Regions from separate parts of the Homo sapiens genome. Here all the other regions are linked to region 1. Evidence: chromatin contacts called from ENCODE Hi-C or POLR2A ChIA-PET data. All regions are on one chromosome and are shown on one strand. Each heading gives the region's core, a stretch centred on a gene start or an enhancer-like site at or near the end of the contact. The rest is flanking DNA. Distances are from core to core; before and after follow the strand shown.

The links. A loop is a pair of places that touch in the nucleus more often than their neighbours do. ChIA-PET counts read pairs that join two places held with the same protein, here RNA polymerase II (POLR2A). Pooled maps may share reads with other maps.
Region 2: a loop to region 1 is called in a pooled map, with 14 times the contacts of the local background. The contact joins the promoter of SMARCA4 here to the promoter of FBXL12 in region 1. A Hi-C loop is called at or near these places in 8 of 50 pooled maps. POLR2A ChIA-PET finds 5 or more read pairs at or near these places in 3 of 52 experiments (K562, activated CD4-positive, alpha-beta T cell and activated T-cell).
Region 3: a map of naive thymus-derived CD4-positive, alpha-beta T cell shows a loop between it and region 1 (29-fold over the local background). The contact joins the promoter of CARM1 here to the promoter of FBXL12 in region 1. A Hi-C loop is called at or near these places in 2 of 168 maps with a recorded cell type or tissue (both naive thymus-derived CD4-positive, alpha-beta T cell), 1 of 37 single-sample maps with no recorded cell type and 9 of 50 pooled maps. POLR2A ChIA-PET finds 5 or more read pairs at or near these places in 2 of 52 experiments (AG04449 and GM12878).
Region 4: a map of B cell shows a loop between it and region 1 (19-fold over the local background). The contact joins the promoter of TMED1 here to the promoter of FBXL12 in region 1. A Hi-C loop is called at or near these places in 2 of 168 maps with a recorded cell type or tissue (B cell and naive thymus-derived CD4-positive, alpha-beta T cell) and 6 of 50 pooled maps. POLR2A ChIA-PET finds 5 or more read pairs at or near these places in 4 of 52 experiments (B cell, OCI-LY7, WTC11 and 1 more).

What each region holds. Positions count from the first base shown.
Region 1 is chr19:9,816,790-9,822,173 of GRCh38, reverse strand. It overlaps FBXL12 (F-box and leucine rich repeat protein 12), which reads left to right and starts at 3,095. Exons shown (of 3, transcript NM_017703.3): 1 at 3,095-3,446; 2 at 3,557-3,629. The coding sequence starts at 3,361. It overlaps LOC124900430 (small nucleolar RNA SNORA70), which reads right to left and starts at 2,220; the gene lies at 2,080-2,220. It also overlaps the pseudogene RPL10P15. RefSeq lists silencers at 2,534-2,683, 2,904-2,993, 3,444-3,603.
Region 2 is chr19:10,958,496-10,963,879 of GRCh38, reverse strand. SMARCA4 (SWI/SNF related BAF chromatin remodeling complex subunit ATPase 4) reads right to left here and starts at 2,850. Exons shown (of 35, transcript NM_003072.5): 1 at 2,706-2,850. RefSeq lists silencers at 2,483-2,542, 2,593-2,652, 2,703-3,122.
Region 3 is chr19:10,868,144-10,873,527 of GRCh38, reverse strand. CARM1 (coactivator associated arginine methyltransferase 1) reads right to left here and starts at 1,975. Exons shown (of 16, transcript NM_199141.2): 1 at 1,606-1,975. The coding sequence starts at 1,825. It overlaps C19orf38 (chromosome 19 open reading frame 38), which reads right to left. Exons shown (of 7, transcript NM_001136482.3): 7 at 3,738-4,310. The coding sequence ends at 4,161. RefSeq lists an enhancer at 526-705 and silencers at 1,446-1,655, 1,746-1,795, 1,926-2,715.
Region 4 is chr19:10,833,996-10,839,379 of GRCh38, reverse strand. TMED1 (transmembrane p24 trafficking protein 1) reads left to right here and starts at 3,168. Exons shown (of 4, transcript NM_006858.4): 1 at 3,168-3,371; 2 at 4,027-4,124; 3 at 4,263-4,446. The coding sequence starts at 3,189. It also overlaps a transcript of C19orf38 not described here. RefSeq lists enhancers at 2,894-2,993, 2,759-3,395, 4,033-4,670.

The sequences.
Region 1 (5,384 bases), core at 1,846-4,345:
TCCTGGTACAAGGTTTACGAGGTATGTAAGAATGCCTCCATTATTTTAACTGAACTCTTAAGTTCTGAGAAAACCCAGGCAGGGTCTTAAGGACTTTGTTTTACCTTCTAGCCCTTGCTCGAAGGCCCCAGTTTTTCCAGGTCTTTAATATTTAACTTACGTATTCATCAGAGCTACCACAAGGTGTTGGTGAAGGCTCACTGCTGTGGTTGCACATGGAGACCTAGCCTGCTGTAGGAAGATCTGCTGTTCTCACAGCCGCTTTTCCTTGGGGGAGGTGGATACTTCCCAGGAGGTAGAGTTTTGGGTCAAGACCCAAGGAGCAAGCTGGGGAGGCTTCTTCTCCCCCCTTGCTTCTTGGGTTCCTGGCCCAGAGGAAGGAGCTTGTATGTGGGTTTCTTTTGCTCTCACCTGACTACTTCCCTCTCTCCAGCCCTGTATGCTGGTGGTGCAGGAACCCCCTGTAACTGAGTAGGGATGGCAGGGAAGGGACACCTGGGTTCTGCCAAACTTAGAGGCACTCCCCTTCCCCTGCCAGAGTTCACAAGAAGGGAAATAATCTTAGGGGTGGAGGGAGGGGCATAGGAGTTTCCTCCCCCCATTACCTGAGCACCTCAGCAGGGCCGGGGTGCACAAGTCCCACCTGCCACCCCAGAATTCAGTCTGATATAGGAGGGCAACAAGCCAAGAAGACACACGTAATGCAGCCATAAAAAAAATGCAATCAGCTGGGCGTGGTGGCTCACGCCTGTAATCCTAGTACTTTGGGAGGCTGAGGCAGGAAGAACTTGAGCCCAGGAGTTCAAGACCAGCCTGAGCAACATGGCAAAACCCCGGCTCTAGAAAAAAATACAAAAATTAGCCGGGCGCAGTGGCTCACACCTGTAATCCCAGCATTCTGGGAAGCTGAGGCAGGTGGATCACCTGAGGTCAGAAGTTTGAGACCAGCCTGGCCAATATAGTGAAACCTGATCTCTACTAAAAACATAAAAATTAGCCGGACATGGTGGCGGGCGCCTGTAGTCCCAGCTACTCGGGAGGCTGAGGCAGGAGAATCACTTGAACCTGGGAGGCGGAGGTTGCAGTGAGCCGAGATTGTGCCACTGCACTCCAGCCTGGGTGATGCAGCAAGACTTCATCTCAAAAAACAAAACAAAAATTAGCCGGGCGTGTTGGCATGTGCCTACAGTCCCAGCTACTCGGGAGACTGAGGTGGAAGGATCGGATCACTTGAGCCCCAGAGGTTAAGGCTGCAGTGAGCTATAATTTCGCCACTGCACTCCAGACTGGGTGACAGAGAGAGACCCTGTCCCAAATTTAAAAAAAAAAAAAGATAATGAAATCATGTCCTTTGCAGTAACATGATTTTTTTTTTTTTTTGAGATGGAGTCTCGCACCCGTCGCACAGGCTGGAGTGCAGTGGCGCGATCTGGGCTCACTGCAACCTCCACAATCTCTTTCATATTCTTTTTTTTTTTTTTTGAGACGGAGTTTCGCTCTGTCACTCAGGCTGGAGTGTGGTGGCGCGATCTCAGGTCACTGCAATCTCCGCCTCCTGGCTTCAGGAGGCGTGCGTGTGTGTGTGTGTGTGTATATATATATATATATATATATACACACACACACACACACACACACACACACATTTTTTTTTTTGGACAGGAAGTAGAATTTATTGGTGAGTATTAATAGGGGGGGCAGCACATTGGAAGCCCTCATGAGTGCAGGGCCAGCCACTTGTCCAGAGGGCCACGATTGGGGATGTACTTGACCCCACAGCCATCTGGGATGAGCCGCTTCTCAGCCACCATGTCTTCAAATTCATCAGCATTGAACTTGGTGAAGCCCCACTTCTTTGAGATGTAGATCTTCTGGCGGCCAGGAAACTTGAACTTGGCCCTGCGCAAGGCCTCAATCGCATGCTCCTTGTTCTGCAGCTTGGTGCGGATGGACATGATAACTTGGCCAATGTCAACCCTGGCCACAGTGCCCTGGGGCTTTCCAAAGGCACCTCACATGCCTGTTTGGAGCCTACATTGTGGTAGTGCAAGGTTAGAAACATGAACATCCATCGGAAAGGCCTGTCTCCAAGGTCCCTTAGAGCAACCCATACAACCAACAGGCTGCGTACACTACCAAGGAAGCTGCTGTGTGCAGCCATTGCACACACACATTTTTATAGTTTCTTGGTGGACTTGCCAATTCAGAAAATATCTGTAGTATCAATGAAAGTGAAAAATTCAACAGGTCCTTTGGCCACGATATTCCAGTAATACAAATTTATCCTTGTGCATAGACATCAAGAAGCATCATTAAGTAAAAAAATAGAGTTCTCTGACTCTCTACCAAGCCATTCGCTCGGGGCCAGACCCACAGGCCTCGCCCCGCCTCAACCACGCCTTCATGGCGTAGTCTTCTCCCTGTCTCCGTCCCCCGCTCCCCACCTTCCGAGCGTCTCCATCGCTCCCCAGCCACGCCCTTGGCGCCTGGTCCTGCTGCAGCCTGGTTTCCGTCCAGACCACGACCTCTCGGCTAGGTCCTCGTCGTCAACCCCGCCCCCAAGGTCTCGCCCCGCCCCAGCCCCGCCTTCCAGCGGTTGTCCGAGCCTCTACCCGCCCTAGCCACGCCTCCAAGGCGTGGTTCTCGTCTGCAGCCCCACCTAGGCCTCGCCCCGCTCCAGCCGCGCCTTCCGGGCTTGATCCTCGCCCCACCCCAGCCACGCCTTCTGGACTTGGTCCTCGTCTCTAGCCCCGCCCCCTAGCCGCGCCCCAGCCCCGCCTTCTGGACTTGGTTCCGTTCTCTGGCTCCGCCCCTGAGCCTCGCCCAACTCCAGCGACGCCTTCCGGGCTTGGGCCTCGCCTCTAGCCCCGTCCCCGGGTCTCGCCCCTCCCCAGCCACGCCTTCCGGACTTGGTCCCCGTCTCTAGCCCCGCCTCCGATCCTCGCCCCACCCCAGCCACGCCTTCCGGACTTGGTCCTGGTCTCTAGCCCCGCCTCCGATCCTCACCCCACCCCGGCCACGCCTTCCGGACTTGGTCCTCGTCTCTAGCCCCGCCTCCGAGCTTCGCCTCACTCCAGCCCCGCCTTCTGGACTTGGTCTTAGTTCCCAGTCGCGGCCAAATCACGCCTCAGCCACCTCCCGCAAGCCTCTCACTGCCTCAGCCACGCTTTCCAGGCTGGTTTCTGGTCCCCATCCGCGGCTGGTCCGGCCCTGGGACCGAATCACTTCCCAGCGAGAGGAAGGTCAAATTTCTCGACCGGCTACGGGAAGGTCGCGGCCGCCGCCCTGTCAGCCGCCTCGGCGCCCCCAGGACCCCTCGGGTCTCTTTAACCGGAAGCGGAAGTGCGTGTCGGCGGGATCATGGCGACTTTGGTCGAACTGCCGGACTCGGTCCTGCTCGAGATCTTCTCTTACCTCCCGGTACGGGACCGGATCCGCATCTCCAGGTGCGGCCCCGCCTCCGGGGGGAAGGGCAGGGCGGAGGGCGCAGCTGGCACCTGGAGATGCGATGTGGCCCGGGGCTGGGGTCGTTCTAACCGCGCGTCCCCTCCCCCAGGGTCTGTCACCGCTGGAAGAGGCTGGTGGACGACCGGTGGCTGTGGCGACATGTCGACCTGACGCTCTACACGGTACGCGCAGCTGGCCGGGCGGGCCTGGGCCGCGGTCGCGGTGCCCGGACCCCGAAGACCACCTCTCCCACCCTGGGACTGTGTGTCGGGGCCCGGGCTGGGGATTTAGAGCCAGGCGATCCGGGGCCTATCTCGGCATCATCGCTTACCAGCTCCTCTTCGACCTCAGGGCCTCAATTTCCTCATCCCTGCAATGGGGATAAAGGACAGTACCTGCCTCACGGGGCTATTATGGGACTTCACTGAGATCACGCAGGGAAAGGGCTTAGAACAGTCTGGCACATATTTATCATTCGATAAATGCTAATTTATGACTATGTTATCAAGTTTTTGTTTTGTTTTTGAGACAGAGTCTCGCTCTGCTGCTCAGGCTGGAGTGCAGTGGTGCGATTGCAGCCTCGACCTCCCAAGCTCAAGCGATCCTCTCGCATCAGCCTCCTGAGTAGCTGGAACCACGGGCGCTCGCCACTACACCTGCTAATTTTTTATTTTTTGTAGAGACGGAGTCTCACTATGCTGCCCAGGCTGGTCTCGAACTCCTGGGCTCAAGTGATTCTCCCGACTTAGCCTCCCAAAGTGTTCAGATTACAGGCATGAGCCACAGCAACTGGCTCAAAACATTTATAGATATATTTGTTGCCCTTTTTGAAACTGTCTTCATAGATAATTGCTATTATAAAGTGAATTTGCACCCTTCCTTTTACGTTACTTCATATGTGTGTGTCCAAAAACAATTATAGTGTTAGTAATGTATTTCTGAACTTCGGGTAATGCTGTTCTACTATTTAGATAGTGTTCTACTTTTAAACAATTTTACTGTATATATCCATCTGTAACTCCCTTTAATACAGTTGCTTTTGAAGTTCTTTTTTTAAGGACAGAGTCTTGCTATGTTGCCCAGGATGGTCTCGAACTCCTGGACTGAAGCTGTCCCCCAACCTCAGTCTCCCAAAGTGCTGGGATTACAGGTGTGAGCCACAGTGTCTGGCCTGATAATATGAAACTTTTTCTCAGTTGTTGAAACTTAGTTGTTGGTTTTGCGAGGAAAAGTTGATTCGTCCATTGGTTTTGTGTGCATTTAAAATTTTACCAACTTTAACTGCTACCCTTGTGAGTTACCATTCGGTGGCCACTATTTCTAGTCAATTTCTGCTGACCCACACGGGTCTAAATTTGGCAAGGAAGATTTGATTCCTCTGTCAAAAGTAGCCCATAACATTTATGCTCTGCAGTTTATCTTTTTCTAATTTATTTTTTTGAGATGGATCTCACTCTGTCACCCAGGCAGTGGCAAAATCATAACATACTGCAACCTCCATCTCCTGGGCTCAAGCCATCTTCCTGCCTCAGCCGCCTGAGAAGATTCATTAAAACATGTTTCTTTCTCTCTTGGTTCATGATATGGTTTGGCTGTGTCCCCACCCAAATCTCAACTTGAATTCTATCTCCCAGAATTCCCACGTGTTGTGGGAGGGACCCGGGGAAAGTAATTGAATCATGGGGCCAGTCTTTCCCATGCTATTCTTGTGATAGTGAATAAGTCTCACAAGATCTGATGGGTTTATCAGGGGTTTCCTTTTTTGCTTCTTTCTCATTTTCTTTTGCCATCAACATGTTAAGAAGCGCCTTTCACCTCCCGCCATGATTTTGAGGCCTCCCCAGCCATGTGGAACTTAAGTTCAATTAAACCTCTTTTTCTTCCCAGTCTCAGGTATGTCTTTAGCAGCAGTGTGAAAACAGACTAATACTGTAAAT
Region 2 (5,384 bases), core at 1,601-4,100, 1.1 Mb before region 1:
CACTGCAGCCTGTACCTCCTGCCCCAGCCTCTCAAGGAGCTTGGGACTACAGGGGCATTGCACTCCAGCCCGGATGACAGAGCGAGACTCCGTCTCAAAAAAAAAAAAAAAATCAAGTGTTCACTACGCATCAGGTGCAGCAGTGTGTTAGCGGCTTCCCATGTGACCTCATTCAACCCTCACAAGAAGCCTGTGAAGTTTCGGGCATCCTCGTCCTACCTGTTTCACAAGTGGGGGGCCCTACTGCTAAGCGCCTCGCTTGAGGTTAAGCTACGATTTAGAGAGCTGGGTGTGAATTCAGGAGGTCTGATTCCAGAATGAGTACTCCTTACCACCACCCCACGCTAACCACCACCCCACACTTTGTAGGGGAGATGAGGACAACTGAGGTTCAGGAAACAATGGCTTGGAAAGTGCAAAAACTGTTCAAACAACTAACCTGTATCCCTTACAATCCACCCCCAGTCCTGCACCAAGCTTTCTTTTTCTTTTTTTTTTTTTTTTTTTTTGAGACAGTCTTACTCTGGTGCACAGGCTGGAATGCAGGGGCACAAGAATGGCTCACTGCAGCCTCCACCTCTCTGGCTCAAGCAGTCCTCCTACCTCAGCCTCCTGAGTAGTTGGGACCACCGGTGCATGCCACCACACTCGGCTAATTTTTGTATTTTTTGTAGAGATGAGGTCTCACTATGTTGCCCAGGTTAGTCTCAAACTCCCGGGTTCAAGCAATTTTCCCGCCTCAGCCTCCCCAAGTGCTGGGATTTCAGGTATGAGCCACTGCACCTGGCCCTGCACCAAGCCTTTTACACAGATGGTCACGCGATCTTCCACAGGACCCCCTCATTCAATCCACATAAGTTCGCTAAAGACCTACTATGTGTCAGGCCCAGGGTACTGTGGGGCCAGCCAGGCAGACACAACCCCAGCTCTCACGGTGCTGGGGGTGACAGCTACACCGGAAAGGACCAAGTTGATGTATGAATGTAGCTGAGGGGAACAATGGCTAGTCCGAGGTGGCCAGGGAAAGTCAAAATACAATCCTGGCGCAGTGGCTCACACATGTAGTCCTAGCACTTTGGGAGGCCGAGGTGGGTGGATCACCTTAAGTCAGGAGTTTGAGACCAGCCTGGCCAACATGGTAAAACCCCATATCTACTAAAAATACAAAAATTAGCCAGGCGTGGTGGCGGGCGCCTGTAGTCCCAGCTACTCAGGAGGCTGAGGCAGGAGAATCGCTTGAACCCAGGAGGCGGAGGTTACAGTGAGCGGAGATTGGGACTCTGAACTCCAGCCTGGGCGACAGGCAAGACTCTGCCTCAAAAACAAAATACAATCCTACACACCCTCCCTGATTTTGAGGCCCCCTCTTCCAAGCAGCCCCCGTGATCTCTGGCTACCACCGATCCCCTGCCTGTCCGCTGTGTCCCTCTCACAGTGCAGGTTCAGAGCAATAAACGATAGGCCAAGAGAGTTTGTTCCCACATTTACCACCCGCTCCCCTCCAAGACTGCAGAGGCTCCAGGATCCAACCCCCGACCATCCAACACTTAGTAGGGCCTCAAGAAGTTATCTGCTGAACAATGAGGGAGATTGGACCAGACAATTACAATAGTGCTTCCCGCTTGCGAGGAACCATTTTACAGGCTTTCACCAATTCCATTTGGGAGATTACCCCCTTTCACAAAGGAGCTTTCACAAAGGAGGAAAACTAAGAGGTTCAGAGAGGTTAAGCCACTTCCCTAAAGTGACAGTGTGCTAAGTGACTGACAGCACCAGGAATCAAGCTTGAATGCAGCCTATCAATCCAAACTGAAAACTTGCTTCAAATTCCTGCGAAGCGGCTTTTCCGCTTATTCCCTTGCTACTTTCCCCAAGGAGTCACTGACCAAAAAAAAAAAAAAAAAAAATCAAGACTGGTATCTTCAAGATCGGGACAAAACACTCGCCCAAAAGGTCCACGTTGAAAATAAAAGCCTTAATCTGAAAAACCAATTGGGAAGGAGAAAAAAGGATGCAAAAGAAAAGCAATGCTTTTACACAGCAAAGGATTTCCTCCGTGCTCCCCTACTTGCCGCCGACCCCATCCCCAACCCCAATTCGGGCAAACATTTTGAAGTCACTAACTGCAAGGCATCGGGGGAGTCCTTTACCTTTCCTTGAAAATCTGGAATGACACGTTTTTAAGACAATTTGAGGTCGGCTAGCCCAAGGGGACCGCTAATGCCCGTGTCCGGCCGACGCCGGACATATCTGGAGGTTTGGCTGAGCCCCGATCGCAGCTTCGCCAAAAACGCAACATTCGGGTCGGACCCGTTACCACGCAGCCAGAAAAGCCCCAACGCCTGCCTATTGTTGCAGCCGCTGTAATTGGGAGGGCGACTGTAGGGGTGCCGGGCGAGGGGGGCGAGCTTTGTCCGGCGACCCCGGCGAGAGCGCGCGCGGAGAGGATCGCGCGGCCTCCACGCGGCCCGGGCCCCCCACCCACCCCGCCGCTCCGCGGGGGCCGCCGCTGCCACGGCCTCGCGACACTGTGGCCTTCCCCACGCGCGCGGCTGCCGGCTGGGCTTCTTGACCCTCGGGCGCCGCCGTACCCCGGCCCCGCACAGGGCGCGCCGGCAGCCCCCTCCCCCCTCGGCGCCCCGGCTCCATTCAAACCGCCCTCCCCGGCCCCGCGCCGCGCTGCCCCCGCGGCCCGCGTTCCTTACCAGGAGCCGCCGGCGCCGTCGACTTCCCGGCGCCTCCCCCGCCCCTCCGCGCGGGGCCGGGGGCAGAATGGGCGTCTCGCTTCTCTTCACGAAACAAAGAAGCCGCCGCCGCCGCCAAACGAGGGGAAGCCTCGCGCGCGCGCCCGCCCGCCTCGGCCACCGCCCCCCCTTCACACACACGCGCGCCACCCGCGCCCCCGCTGCGCGCGCGCTCGCCGGCTCCCCTCCCCCTCAGCACCGCGGCGGCCTCTCCAGCTTCCGCCGCCTGCCCGGCCTCGTGCGCGCGCCAGCCCGCCCTTCCGCTCCCGGCGCGCGTGCGCGCCCGTCCCTGGGCGGACGGGGGTGGGCGTGGCCCGGAGGAAGCACGCGCGTCCGATGCACCGCCCCACTCGGGCCGCGATGGCCCCGCGCCTGCGCACGCTTCGCCTTCTGCACGCCTCGCGTCTTGACGCCCCGGAGCATGCGCAGAGCGGACGCCACTGCGGCGGCGGTGGCGGCGGCCGCGGTGACGATGGGGCAACTGGAGAATGGGATCCCGGTGGCCGTGGGGTCCGTGGGGAAAGGAGGTCCCTGAGGCTCGGAAATAGGAACCCTGGACCGTAGGACGGGCCGCCTGGACCAAGACCGGGCAGTGGTTTCCCGCGGGCCAAGGGCGCGCCTGGGAACCGCTTTGATCCCTGACCTGGGGCGGCGAGGCCTATTTGGGGAGGCAAGGCGGGGCCCGACCGTGGCCGCCTTCTCTGCAAAACTTCCCAAGTGCCATTAATTAGCTTAGCAAATATTTATTGATCTGCTACTGTGTCCCAGCCGCCGTGGAGCCCTCGGTCTAGTGGGGAAGGAGGACAAGAAGCAAGATTAATAAGCAAAATAGTGCAGTATGAGAGGCCGGACTTGGTGGCTCACGCCTGTAATCCAGCACTTTGGGAGGCCGAGGCGGCCGGATCACCTGAGGTCGGGAGTTAGAAACGAGCCTGACCACCATGGTGAAACCCGTCTCTATTAAAAATACAAAAATTAGCCGGGCGCGGTAGCTCATGCCTGTAATCCCAGCACTTAGGGAGGCCTAGGCTGGTGGATCATGAGGTCAGGAGATGAGACTATCCTGGCTAACACGGTGAAACCCCGTCTTTACTAAAAATACAAAAAATTAGCCGGGCGTGGTGGCACACGCCTGTAGTCACAGCTACTCGGGAGGCTGAGGCAGGAGAATCGCTTGAGCCCAGGAGGTGGAGATTGTAGTGAGCCGAGATCGTACTATTGCACTCCAGCCTGGGCAACAAGAGTGAAATTCCGTCTCAAAAAAAATAAATAGTACAGTGTGAGGTGAACACTGGGAGGATCATGGACATTTTAAATAGGGCAGCCACGGAAGTCGTCGTTGCAAAGAACACGTTTGAATGCATACAGGCTGGTGGTGAAAGAGAGAAACCTTCCTCCGAGAGTGAAGGCCCTGAGCCTCTTGGCCTCTTCTGTGTGTTTTCTTTTTTGTGTGTTTGTTTGTTTGTTTGTTTGTTTGTTTGTTTGTTTTGAGACGGAGTCTTACTCCATTGCCCAGGCTGGAGTGAGGTGGCACGATCTCAGCTCACTGCAACTTCTGCCTCCCAGATTCAAGCGATTCTCCTGCCTCAGCCTCCCGAGTAACTGGGACTACAGGCGTCCGCCACCACGCCCGGCTAATTTTTGTATTTTTAGTTGAGACAGAGTTTCACCATGTTGGCCAGGCTGGTTTTTAACTCCTGACCTCAAGTGATCCGCCCACCTCAGCCTCCCAAAGTGTTGGGATTACAGGCGTGAGCCACCTCACCTGGGTGGGTTTTTGTTTAATTGTTTGTTTTATTAGAGACAGGGTCTTGCTCTGTAACCCAGGCTGGAGTGCAATGGTGTAACCACAGCTCAGTGCAGCCTCAAACTCCTGGACTCAAGGGATCCACCTCAGCCTCCCAAATAGCTGTGACTACAGGTACATGCCACCACCACCAGCTTTTTTTTTTTTTTTTTTTTTTTGTCTGTTATGTTCTGTAGAGCTGAGGTCTGCTGTGTTACCCAAGCTGGTCTCAAACTACTGGGCTCAAGCAGTCCTCCTGGCTCAGCCTCCCAGTGCACTGGGATTACAGGCATGAGCCACCAAGCCAGGCCCCAGAAGGACCTGGGTTTAAAACACGACTCCATTTCTACTACCTGGGTGATGCATGGGTAATACCAGGCAGGTTTACCAGAGCATCTACACCTCACTTTCTTCACCTGTGAAACAAACAATAAGGCTGGGTGCGGTGGCTGACATCTGTAATCCCAGCACTTTCGGAAGCCAAGGTGGGCAGATGACCTGAGGTAAGGAGTTCGAGACCAGCCTGGCCAACATGGTGAAACCCCGTTTCTACTAAAAATACAAAAAAATTAATTAGCCAGGCATAGTGGCAGGTGCCTGTAATCACAGCTACTCGGCAGGCTGAGGCAGGAGAATTTCTTGAACCCAGGAGGTGGAGGTTACAGTGAGCCAAGATCATGTCATTGCGCTCCAGCCTGGGTGACGAGAGTAAAACTCCATCTCAAAAAAAAAAAAAAAAAAAAAAAATGCTGGGCCCAGTGGCTCACGTCTGTAATCCCAACACTTTGGGAGGCCAAGGCAGGTGGATCATGAGGTCAAGAGATTGAGACCATCCTGGCCAATGTGGTGAAACA
Region 3 (5,384 bases), core at 726-3,225, 1.1 Mb before region 1:
AACCTCTGCCTCCCAGGTTCAAGTGATTCTCCTGCCTCTGCCTCCCGAGTAGCTGGGACAGGCACATGTCACCACACCCCGCTGTTTTGTATTTTTAGTAGAGACGGGGTTTCACCATGTTGGCCAGGCTGGTCTCGAACTCCTGACCTCAAGTGATCCTCCCAAAGTGCTTAGCCTCCCAAAGTGCTGAGCTACCCCGCCTGGTCCTAAAAAAATTTTTTAAAGGTTTACTTAAAAATGATAGCCAACTCTCCTGGAACTCCTTTGAGGATAAGCCCTGGGACCCTAGTTTTGGAAACGCTGCCCCGCTTTGTTCTGTTCAGGACAAAGTTGGCTACCAATGCTTGCCCAGTGAATAGGTTTTGCTTATGATCTGGGGTTCTGTTGAGCTGAGTGTCTGCCTTGAACTCTGAAACCCCCGCTGAAATACCCTCCTTCCCCTCTCATCTGGTCCAAGAAGACCCAGGCTCTGCACCAGCAAAAAGAGACGGCACCCTCGGACAGCAGACACAACTCCTTTAGTCCACGTTTTCAAAGTCGAGGTGCAGGGAAAACCCAGTGTGAACGGACTGCTCCTCGGGCTTTCCTTTAATCGGGCCGTTTCCAAAGTGGCAAAAAATTCACACAGGACCCAAGCTAGCTAGAGGCCTCCTGAGGGGTTCCCCAGGGCATCAGTGCAAGAAGCCCTGAAAGACAAAGCCAAATGACACAGAGTAGCAAAATGTGAACAAGGAATCAAAGAGAAGAGATAAGAAGGAGTAACAAGAAGAAGAATGAACTACAAAGACTGGGAGCGGGGGTGGGGGGTGCTGGCAAACGCATTTGTGATTTTCTTTTCCCCCCAGTGAAATGTCAGTTTTGAAAGCAGCTTCGGAAAATGTAACCAGCTTCTCACATCCCCCAAAAGAAGATGGGAGGAGGCTGTTAGCTCTTACTTCGAAGCCCGGCATCAGGAAGGGGCCCGTCCCGTCCACGTTTCCACGAGGAGCTCACCCTGCGGCTCCCACCGTCCCCGCATGGGCCCTCTCCCCAGATCCTGAAGTTTCCCATTCGGGGGTCCTGAACGCCACACCTCGCACAGCGGTGGAACTCGGTACTCGCGGGCGCCCCAGACCAGCAAACACTTTCCAACCGTCCTGAGCTATCCAGGGGGTCCCCAGAGGGATCCCGGGCCGCCCACGCCCCACCCTCCTCCCTGCAGAGGCGGCCACGCCCGCCCCCGAGACGCCCACCTCTCCCGCACCCCGGACCTCCCTCCCCCACGCTTAAGCCCACCACGCCTGGCGTCCTCCAAATTCCCCTTCCACTCAGAGCCCCCCACTTCCTGCTCACCCACCCCTCCCAAATCTCAGGCCCTTCACTCCCCATTTCGCGCTCCCTTGCTCACTCTGGGCACCTTGCCCCTCCGGCCACCACGCACGCCCTCTTTTCTCTGTCTGTCCCCTGGCACCGGCCCTCCACGGTCGCTCCCTGCAGGCCACCGGCTCAGTCCCGGGGACCCCACGCCAGGCCCCCGCGCTCAGGGCCCCTCCCCGCCGGCCCCCGCCCCGGGCCGGCCTCGTGAGCAGCCCCGGCCCTGCGCCTGCCCCGGGGCCCCGTACTCACGGCTGTAGAGGGCGATGCCCGCCGAGTCCGGGCCGGCGCGCACCTCGAGGCGCAGCGCCTGCTGCTCCGCGTGCCGCTGGATCTCGCCGTTCGCGTCGCCGATGGTGAGGAGGCGGGCGCCGGGGAACACCGACACGGTAGCGCAGGGCCCCGCGCCGCCCGGGACCGCCGACCCCGCGCCGCCCGCGCCCGGCCCCACCGCCGCCGCCGCCGCTGCCATCTTAGATCCGGCTCCAGGCCCCGCCGCCGCCGCCGCTGCGCCCGGGCCCAGGCCGCCGCCGCTGCCGCCGCCGCCGCCGCCGCCGCCGCCGCCGCCGCCGCCGCCGCCGCCGCTGCCGCTACCGCCGCCGCAGCCGCCGTGCAGGCCGAGGCCGAGCCGGGCAGCGCCGCCTGCCGGCCACGCGCCGCCTCGCCGCCGCCGCCGCCACCGTCGCCGCGGCCCGGCCCCGTGGCGCAGCGCCCTCTGCCGGCCGTCCTGGGCGCGGGGAGCTAGCGAGCGAACGAGAGGGCACCCCGTGGGGCGGGACCGGCTACGCCCCGCCCCGCGAGAACGGTCGCCGCTTTGTGAGGTGGCTCCACCGCCCGGGAACTGCGGGGCGGGAGGGTACGTCGGGGGCGGTGCTCGGGCGCGCGGGCACGCCCCTCGGAGGCCTGGGCCCCGCCCCCAGGCCGGCGCCTCATTAACGGCTGCTTTCGAGTGAGGCGGTGCGGGGACGGCGGGGGCGGTGCTCGGCCGCGTGGACACGCCCTGTACCCCGCCCCACACAAGCAGCCGCGCGTCGTGATGCGGCTTCCCTGCCCCGACCTGGACACGCCCCTGAGACTGGGCCCCACCCCCCCGGGCCCGCCCGGCTTTGTGAGGCAGCCCTCAGGGAGGCGTGGCCCAGCCGCGACGAGGCCCCGCCCCCGTGCCTGCCCGCGCCCTCCCACCCGGACTCGCTTTGTCAGCCGCCCCGCTCTGGGGAATGGGCGGGGGAAAGGGCGTGGCCAGCGCCCGGGCCTCGCCCCCAACCCTTCCCCCCACCGCCCCCGCACCGACGATTTCCGATGAGCCCTGGCCTCCAGGAGCAACCTGAGCCCGGTTGAAAGGACCCCTCCCCGACATTCGACCGCTCCTCCTCCCTTCCCCATCATCTCTGCCCACATTGCCTTCTTAATCCTTAATGTTTGACTGTCTCCTTTCGCACAAGATATCCTTTGACCCCCTCCTCTCTCAGCCCCTCCTCCAACGATGCTGAGTCCAGCCTGGCCCGGCGCAGGGCCCCTCTCCCGCCACACAAACCCGTCTTCTCTCTGCATCCCCCTTCATTTTGGGTGGCCCCATCTCTTTTGGGCGACCCAGTGAGCTTGGGCCACTTCCTAGCACTCCAGCTTTAACTCTTCCCTAGACCTCATTTACGCCTCATTCCTTTTTTTTTTTTTTTTTTTTCTTTGAGACGGAGTCTCGCTCTGTCTCCCAGGCTGGAGTGCAATGGCTCGATCTCAGCTCACCGCAACCTCCGCCTCCCGGGTTCAAGTGATTCTCCTGCCTCAGCCTCCCGAGTAGCTGGGACTACAGGCATGCTCTACCACGCCCAGCTAATTTTTTATTTTTAGTAGAGACGAGGTTTCACCATGTTGGTCAGGCTGGTCTTGAACTCCTGACTTCAGGTGATCCGCCCGCCTCGGCATCCCAAAGTGCTGGGCCTACAGGCATGAGCCACCGCGCCCGGCCCCTTTTGTTTTTTGAGACAGGGTCTCACTGTGTTGCCCAGGCTAGAGTGCAGTGGTGCCATCATAGCTTACTGCAGCCTCAACCTCCTGGGCTCAAGCAACCCCCTGCCTCGGCCTCCCAAAGTGCTGGGATTATAGGTGTGAGCCACTGCGAGGGGCCCTCATTCTCCTTCATGTCCCTCACCCGTAGCCCCTGTCATTCCACCTCCTAAACCCTCTAATGCAAGTACCGTTGCAGAGACCCTGGCATGGCACTGCTGCACTCCCCACACCCCCAGGAGGCTCCGCATACACCACCCTGACTGCCCTTGAGAGATGCTTCAAATTTGGTGAATTCAGACACGCTCCACCCCCCAGCCATCCAACCATGGGATCCAGAGGTCCCCAGCTTGAAGGATTCCACTCCATAGAGGCCTGGGAACACCTTGACCCGTGTTATAATTAATAACTTAAGCAAGCCAGCAGGCAGACACACAACACACCCAAGGGCACCCTATGCTCAAAAACCCACTGGGGAAGGGAGGAATTCCACGGGTGTGCAGAGACCTGGGACGTCTTATGGCCCAGCTGGGGGACAAGAAGGGGTCCTGACATCTCCTTCTCTGGTGGTCCTGAGGAGCCGAAGGTCGAGAGGGGAACTTCCTGTTGTCTGTATAGTGCCAGGCCCATGCCTGTGTCCCCTCTCCCACTCCTCTGTGATGAAAATCCCAAGGCCAGGGTTCCCCTTCCTTTCCTCTGTCCAATTCCCTGAGAAAGTGGCTGACAGAGCCCCCCCAGAAGTAGCTGGAGGGACCTCAGGCCCCCGAATGCCTGGAGACAGAGGGGTCCCCCAGTCCTCAGCCTCACTGGCAGGCCCGGAAAGTGCTGAATTCGGGGGTCTCAGGCGAGGAGGACGTGGAAGTGGGCCTCTTCCGGGTCCTGGAGTTGCTGGGGGTGGCAGTGGTGCCTGAGTGATCATCCAAGGTGGCCGGGTCTTCTTCTGGCATCGTTTTCTTTGTCCATGTAAGAAGAAACACAGAAGTGGGTGATTTGGGGTTTCAGGATCTAGGGTTTCTCCATGTTCTGAGCCTGAGACTCTGCCAGCCCAGCAGGTCTCCTCTCATCCCGCCCCCACCCACACCCACCTGTCCTGGTCTTCCCTTCTCCTGCCTTCCTCTCTGCTAAACTGGGGACCAGAGAGCATGGATTCAAACACCAGTTCCTTCACTTTATAGCAGTGTAACCTCAGTTGTGTGGCTTCACCCCTCTATACCTCAGTTTCCCCTTCTGCAAAACGGGCAGAATGCTAGTACCCACCACTTCCTAGGGCTGCTATGAGGCTTAAAAGAGTAAAACTGATAAAGCAAATGGCACATCGTAAGCTCTTCTTTGCTAAGTGAACACAACCATTCATATTATCTCCTCTGTTGGGCCCAGTGGCTCACGCCTGTAATCCCAGCACTTTGGGAGACCGAGGTGGGTGGATCACCTCAGGTCAGGAGTTCGAGACCAGCCTGGCCAACATGGTGAAACCCTCTCAGAAAAATACAAAAATTAGGTGTGGTGGTGCACGCCTGTAATCCCAGCTACTCGGGAGGCTGAGGCAGGAGAATCACCTGAACCCAGGAGGTGAAGGTTGCAGTGAGCTGAGATCCTGCCACTCCTCTCCAGCCTGGGGAACAAAGTGAGACTTGGTCTCAAAAAAATAAATAAATAAAAAATAAATAGTATTATCTCCTCCTCCCCTCCCATTTGCCCATGGGCAAAACATTCCTCAAAAGTCTACCTCCTCCTCTGCCTTGGAGGCTCCTGACCCTGATCCTAGTTAAAGAGAGATGAATTTGCTAGAACTAAAGCCACTCAGTTGACAGCAGGCTGGGGGTTCCACCCACAGTCCTGTCCCTCCCAAGCTGGGTGACCCTAGGCCCATTATCAGCCTCAGTGTCCTTGTTCGTAAAAAGAAAATAATCGATCCCACCTGAAAGGGTGTTACAAAGTTGCATATCAGACACTCAGCAAGGTAATGGGGAAAGCTAGAGACAGGTCAGCTGCTGCCTTACCATTTCAGCCAACGACAAAGCAGTATA
Region 4 (5,384 bases), core at 1,919-4,418, 1.0 Mb before region 1:
GCCTGAAAACTCAAGCTGCAAACATAGATAAGGAAGCTGGAAGCTTGCACGTGGGAATGCTGGCAGCTGCACCAACAGAAAATGGCTACCTGGGAGCCAGGCATATCCAACACGGAGGCTCCATCTCCCCTTTTTTGCTACCACGTGTACAGGAACTAAGAAATGGGCAACATGGGGCTGGTCAAGGTGGCTCACACCAGTAATCCCAGCACTTTGGGAGGCCAAGGTGGGCGGATCATGAGGTCAGGAGTTCAAGATCAGCCTGGACAACATGGTGAAATCCTGTCTCTACTAAAAATACAAAAAATTAGTTGGGCGTGGTGGCAGGCACCTGTAATCCCAGCTACTGAGGCGGGAGAATCCCTTGAACCTGGGAGGCGGAGGTTGCGGAGAGCCTAGGTCACGCCACTGCACTCCAGCCTGGGTGACAGGGCAAGACTCTGTCTCAAAAAAAAAAAAGAAAAAAAAAGAAAAAGAAATGGGCGATGTGGCACAGCTCAGGTAGAGACCCCGGCTGCATAATAAAAGATTAGCAGATACCAGAAATTCACACCCTATGCAAATGGCACACCTGTTCTAACCAGTTTTTCATCCCCTATGTAAATCAGGCTAAGTCTCCTCACCAGCTCATCTATAAACCCCCCTGTATTTTGCTATGGACCAGCAACCCATTTTTCTGGGACTCCTCTCTGTAGCAGAGAGCTATACTCTCCGTTGCCTATTAAACGTTCGTTCTCAACCTCATTCTTTTGTGTGTCCTGGTCCTTGTTCTTCGTGGCTGTGAGACAACGACCCCGGGTGTTACTCAAGACAACGAGGCCGTTTCAGAATCACTGCTTAATGGGTACAGGGATCTTTACTGAGCCGATGAAAATGTTTTGGAACTACATAGAAGTCACTGCACAACACTGGAATGTACTAAATGCCACTGAATTGTTAATTTTAAAATGGTTATTTTTATTTTCTTTTTGACACGGAGTCCTGCTCTGTCGCCCAGGCTGGAGTGCAGTGGCATCATCTGGGCTCACTGCAAGCTCCGCTTCCCAGGTTCACACCATTCTCCTGCCTCAGCCTCCAGAGTAGCTGGGACTACAGGCACCCGCCACCACGCCTGGCTAATTTTTTGTATTTTTGGTAGAGACGGGGTTTCACTGTGTTAGCCAGGATAGTCTCGATCTCCTGACCTCATGATCCGCCTGCCTTGGCCTCCAAAAGTGTTGGGATTACAGGTGTAAGCCACCACACCCGGCCTTAAAATTGTTAATTTTATGCAATGTGAATTTTACTGTATTTAAAAAAATCAATTTTAGTAATCCCAACACTTTGGGAGGGTGAGGGAGCAGGCAGATGGCTTGAGCCCAGGAGTTTGAAACCAGCCTGGGCAACACAGGGAAACCTCATGTCTACAAAAAATTAGTTAGGCATGGAGGTGTACACCTGTAGTCCCAGCTACTCAGGAGGCTGAGGTGGGAGAATCACTTGAGCCCAGGAGGTAGAGATTGCAGTGAGCCATGATGGCGTCACTGCACCCCAGCCTGGGCAACAGAGCAAGACCCTGTCCTAAAAAAAATCCGGCCGGGTGCAGTGGCTCACGCCTACAATCCCAGCACTTTGGGAGGCCGAGGTGGATGGAACAGAAGGTCAGGATATCGAGACCATCCTGGCTAACATGGTGAAACCCCCTCTCTACTAAAAATACAAAAAATTAGCCAGGTGTGGTGGCACGTGCCTGTAGTCTCAGCTACTCGGAAGGCTGAGGCAGGAGGATCGCTGGAACCCCAGGAGACGGAGGTTGCAGTGAGTCGAGATCGCGCCACTGCACTCTAGCCTGGGCAACAGAGGGAGACTCTGTCTCAAAAAAAAAAAAAAAAAAAAAGGAAAAAAAAATTAAAAAAAAAAAGAAAAAAAAGAAAAGGAGTCACCCGTTCTCCACTGTTACTTCAAATTGTCCAAGCAGTGAGTGTAAATGATAGAAAAAGTTGGAGTGAAAAGGAATACCAAACTGATATTACAAAGAGCTACTTCCCCAAATTCTCCAAATGCAGGAAAGTGCTGACAACAGCCAGCTGTATTTGAGGGATCTTTGTCATCACCTGCCAACCTTTTCCGGGTTTATCTTTGAAGACTAAACATCTCCCTGTACACAGTTTATGTTTAGACGGGAACCAAATAACAGATTATTATTTACTGAGGGCCTGTGATGTCCCACGCACTGCGGAAGCAAGCACTCAACAAGCATTTCACGTATCCTAAAGACAGCCCAGTAGCGTAGGCCTATTATCCCCATTTTGCAGAAGAGGAAACTGAGGCTCAACAGAGGGAATGCCTCAAGTAATGGGTGGGGCAGGAGCTGAACCAGGCAACGTGGCTCCCAGTCCCACACTGTCCTTATCTCTTCCTACCTGGGCTGTCGTTTTTCTGACCCGAGGCTACTGTAATGGCTCTATTTACCTGCTGGCCCTTGAGTCTGAGACCCTTGGGGTGCATGGTGGGGCCACGCCCCTCCACTGTCTATAAGCCAGGAAAGCTGAGCACTCAATATGAACCAAGCCTCATCTCAATTCTCACAGCCGCACTACAGGGTGGTCGTTCCATCACTCCCGACTTACGAGGAAACTGATACGCTGATGCCTCTAAGGCGCAAAAGGCGTCGAACCTGGACCACGCTCACAGAGCAAGCAAAACACGACGCCACAGGTATCTCCGCCCCGCCCCAGCCCTTTTATAGGCGAGCCCTACGGGTCGCGTACAGGGCCACGCCTAGACGCTATTTTTGGGTCCACTCCACCACGTCGGTCCCGCCAAAGGTTGTCACGCGCGGCGCACTCTGGGAAAACCACGTGGAGGTGACTAAAAAGGACCCTGCCGCCTGTAACTTTAGTTGTCTTAGCTACTGCCTACAAAAGATGCGCCATCATGGCACTTATTTTTGTAATTTTCCTCCACCAGCGGCCGAGAAGAGAGCCGAAGCCTTTGAGAAAAATATTCCCAGACGGTTGAGTGTTTCTGGGCACATCAGGCATTCATTCGGGCCGCCTGCCCTCTAGTGGGGGGGTCCTTCACTCCTGGCACCTCTGGTTACGGACAACATACAGAAGCCACTGCCAATGAGCTCCGCCGAGTAGCACCGGGGCAGGGCTAGCGCTTAAAGGAGCCGCGACCCCTTTGCAGACCAGAGGGTGACCCGGATGATGGCGGCCGGCGCGGCCCTAGCCCTGGCCTTGTGGCTACTAATGCCACCAGTGGAGGTGGGAGGGGCGGGGCCCCCGCCAATCCAGGACGGTGAGTTCACGTTCCTGTTGCCGGCGGGGAGGAAGCAGTGTTTCTACCAGTCCGCGCCGGCCAACGCAAGCCTCGAGACCGAATACCAGGTAGAGGGTCGCGGGCTGGGCGGCCAGCAGAGTCAGGGAGAGGGGGCGTGGCCAAGCGGTCGAGGCGAGGCGCGCTTTAGGAGGAAGGGGGAGGAATCCGTGCTTGGGAGCGCGGGGGCGGAGCTAGAAAGAGATGGACAGATGGGGCGGGGACGGTGTGTGGGAGCGGAAGGGGAGGGAGTAATGAAGCAGGCGGGGCTAGAGTAAGAGATCCAGAGGGGGCGGGGCCATCGATAAGTATAGGGAGCCTCTGAGAGGACAGGACTCTGGCTGGTGGGCGTGGCGATAGTGCTGATAGGTCAACTGCGGGGGCGTTGCCCACACAGGCCTTTCTCGGGGGTTAGACTAAGGAAAAAGGCTGGGCCTATCCTCTTTCGGAGGCGGAGCCAACCAGGGGCGTGGTCAGGTAAACGTCCATTAAGTACTTTTGGTAGGTGCGTGGTCAGCTGAAAGTATGGACCCCAAGCTGTCATATCAATGAGGGTGGAGGCAAGGGGCGCAGCCACTGGGACAGGTTGGGGCGGGTGTGGGTGTGCCGCCGTTCAGGTAAGCCCTTGGTGGTCTGTATTGATCAGTGTTGGTTCAGCCGTAGCCCTCTTCGGCAGGCGCCCTTGGCCTACCGCTAGCCCTCCACCCGCTCTTACCTGCCCCCCAGGTGATCGGAGGTGCTGGACTGGACGTGGACTTCACGCTGGAGAGCCCTCAGGGCGTGCTGTTGGTCAGCGAGTCCCGCAAGGCTGATGGGGTACACACGTGAGTTCAGTCTTGATGCCTGCCTGGGTTCAGTTACAGCCCTGCCCTTCCCAGGCGGCCTCAGGTTACCGCCCTGACTGCCCCGCTGAGTCGGCTGGCTGGCCACCCTGGGTCATGTCTGTGTGTCTGTCTGCCCAGGGTGGAGCCAACGGAGGCCGGGGACTACAAGCTGTGCTTTGACAACTCCTTCAGCACCATCTCCGAGAAGCTGGTGTTCTTTGAACTGATCTTTGACAGCCTCCAGGATGACGAGGAGGTCGAAGGATGGGCAGAGGCTGTGGAGCCCGAGGAGATGCTGGATGTTAAAATGGAGGACATCAAGGTGTGTCCAGGCTGCGCTGGGGCCACTCCTTCCAGATCTCTAGGATTCACCTGGGGTGCCCCCCTTGGGCTGACCCAGCCTCCCCTCCGTAGTTGTGCCCTCCAACTGAATTATAGTAAGAGTAGCAGCTCTTAAAATAAGTAGTTCATTTCAGGCCGGGCACGGTGGCTCACGCCTGTAATCCCAGCACTTTGGGAGGCTGAGGCGGGTGGATCACCTGAGGTCAGGAGTTTTGAGACCAGCCTGGCCAACATGGTGAAACCCCGTCTCTACTAAAAATACAAAAATTAGCCGGGTGTGGTGGCGGGCGTCTGTAATCCCAGCTACTCAGGAGGCTGAGGCCAGAGAATGACTTGAACCCAGGAGGTGGAAGTTGAACCTGGGAGGCAGAGGTTGCAGTGAGCCGAGATCGCACCATTGCACTCCAGCCTGGGCAATAAGAGCAAAACTCCGTCTCAAAAAAAAAAAAAAAAAAAAAAGTAGTTCATTTCTAGGTATAAACCCTGGTGTAAAGGTTTAAGGAACTCATATCATAAATAACTCATACCGTAAATCTCCAAACCACCTTGTGAAGCAGACCCTGTGCTCAAGTCATCCCCATTTTACAGGTGGAGAAAGTGAGATACAAGATGGCTGAGCAACTCACGGCCACACAGACCAACTAGCAGAGTTGGTATTGAACCCATGCTGGTTTCAGCAACTATGCTCTTAACCACAAGCAAATATGTTCTGTACATTTATTAGTATTTTAATTAACTACTTATTTATTTATTTTCTAACAGATCTCTCTTGGTCACCCAGGCTGGATTGCAGTGGCACGATCTCAGCTCACTGCAACCTCTGCCTCCCAGGTTCAGCCAATTCTCCTGCCTCAGCCTCCTGAATAGCTGTGCCACCACGCCTGACTGACTAATTTTTGTATTTTTAGTAGAGACAGG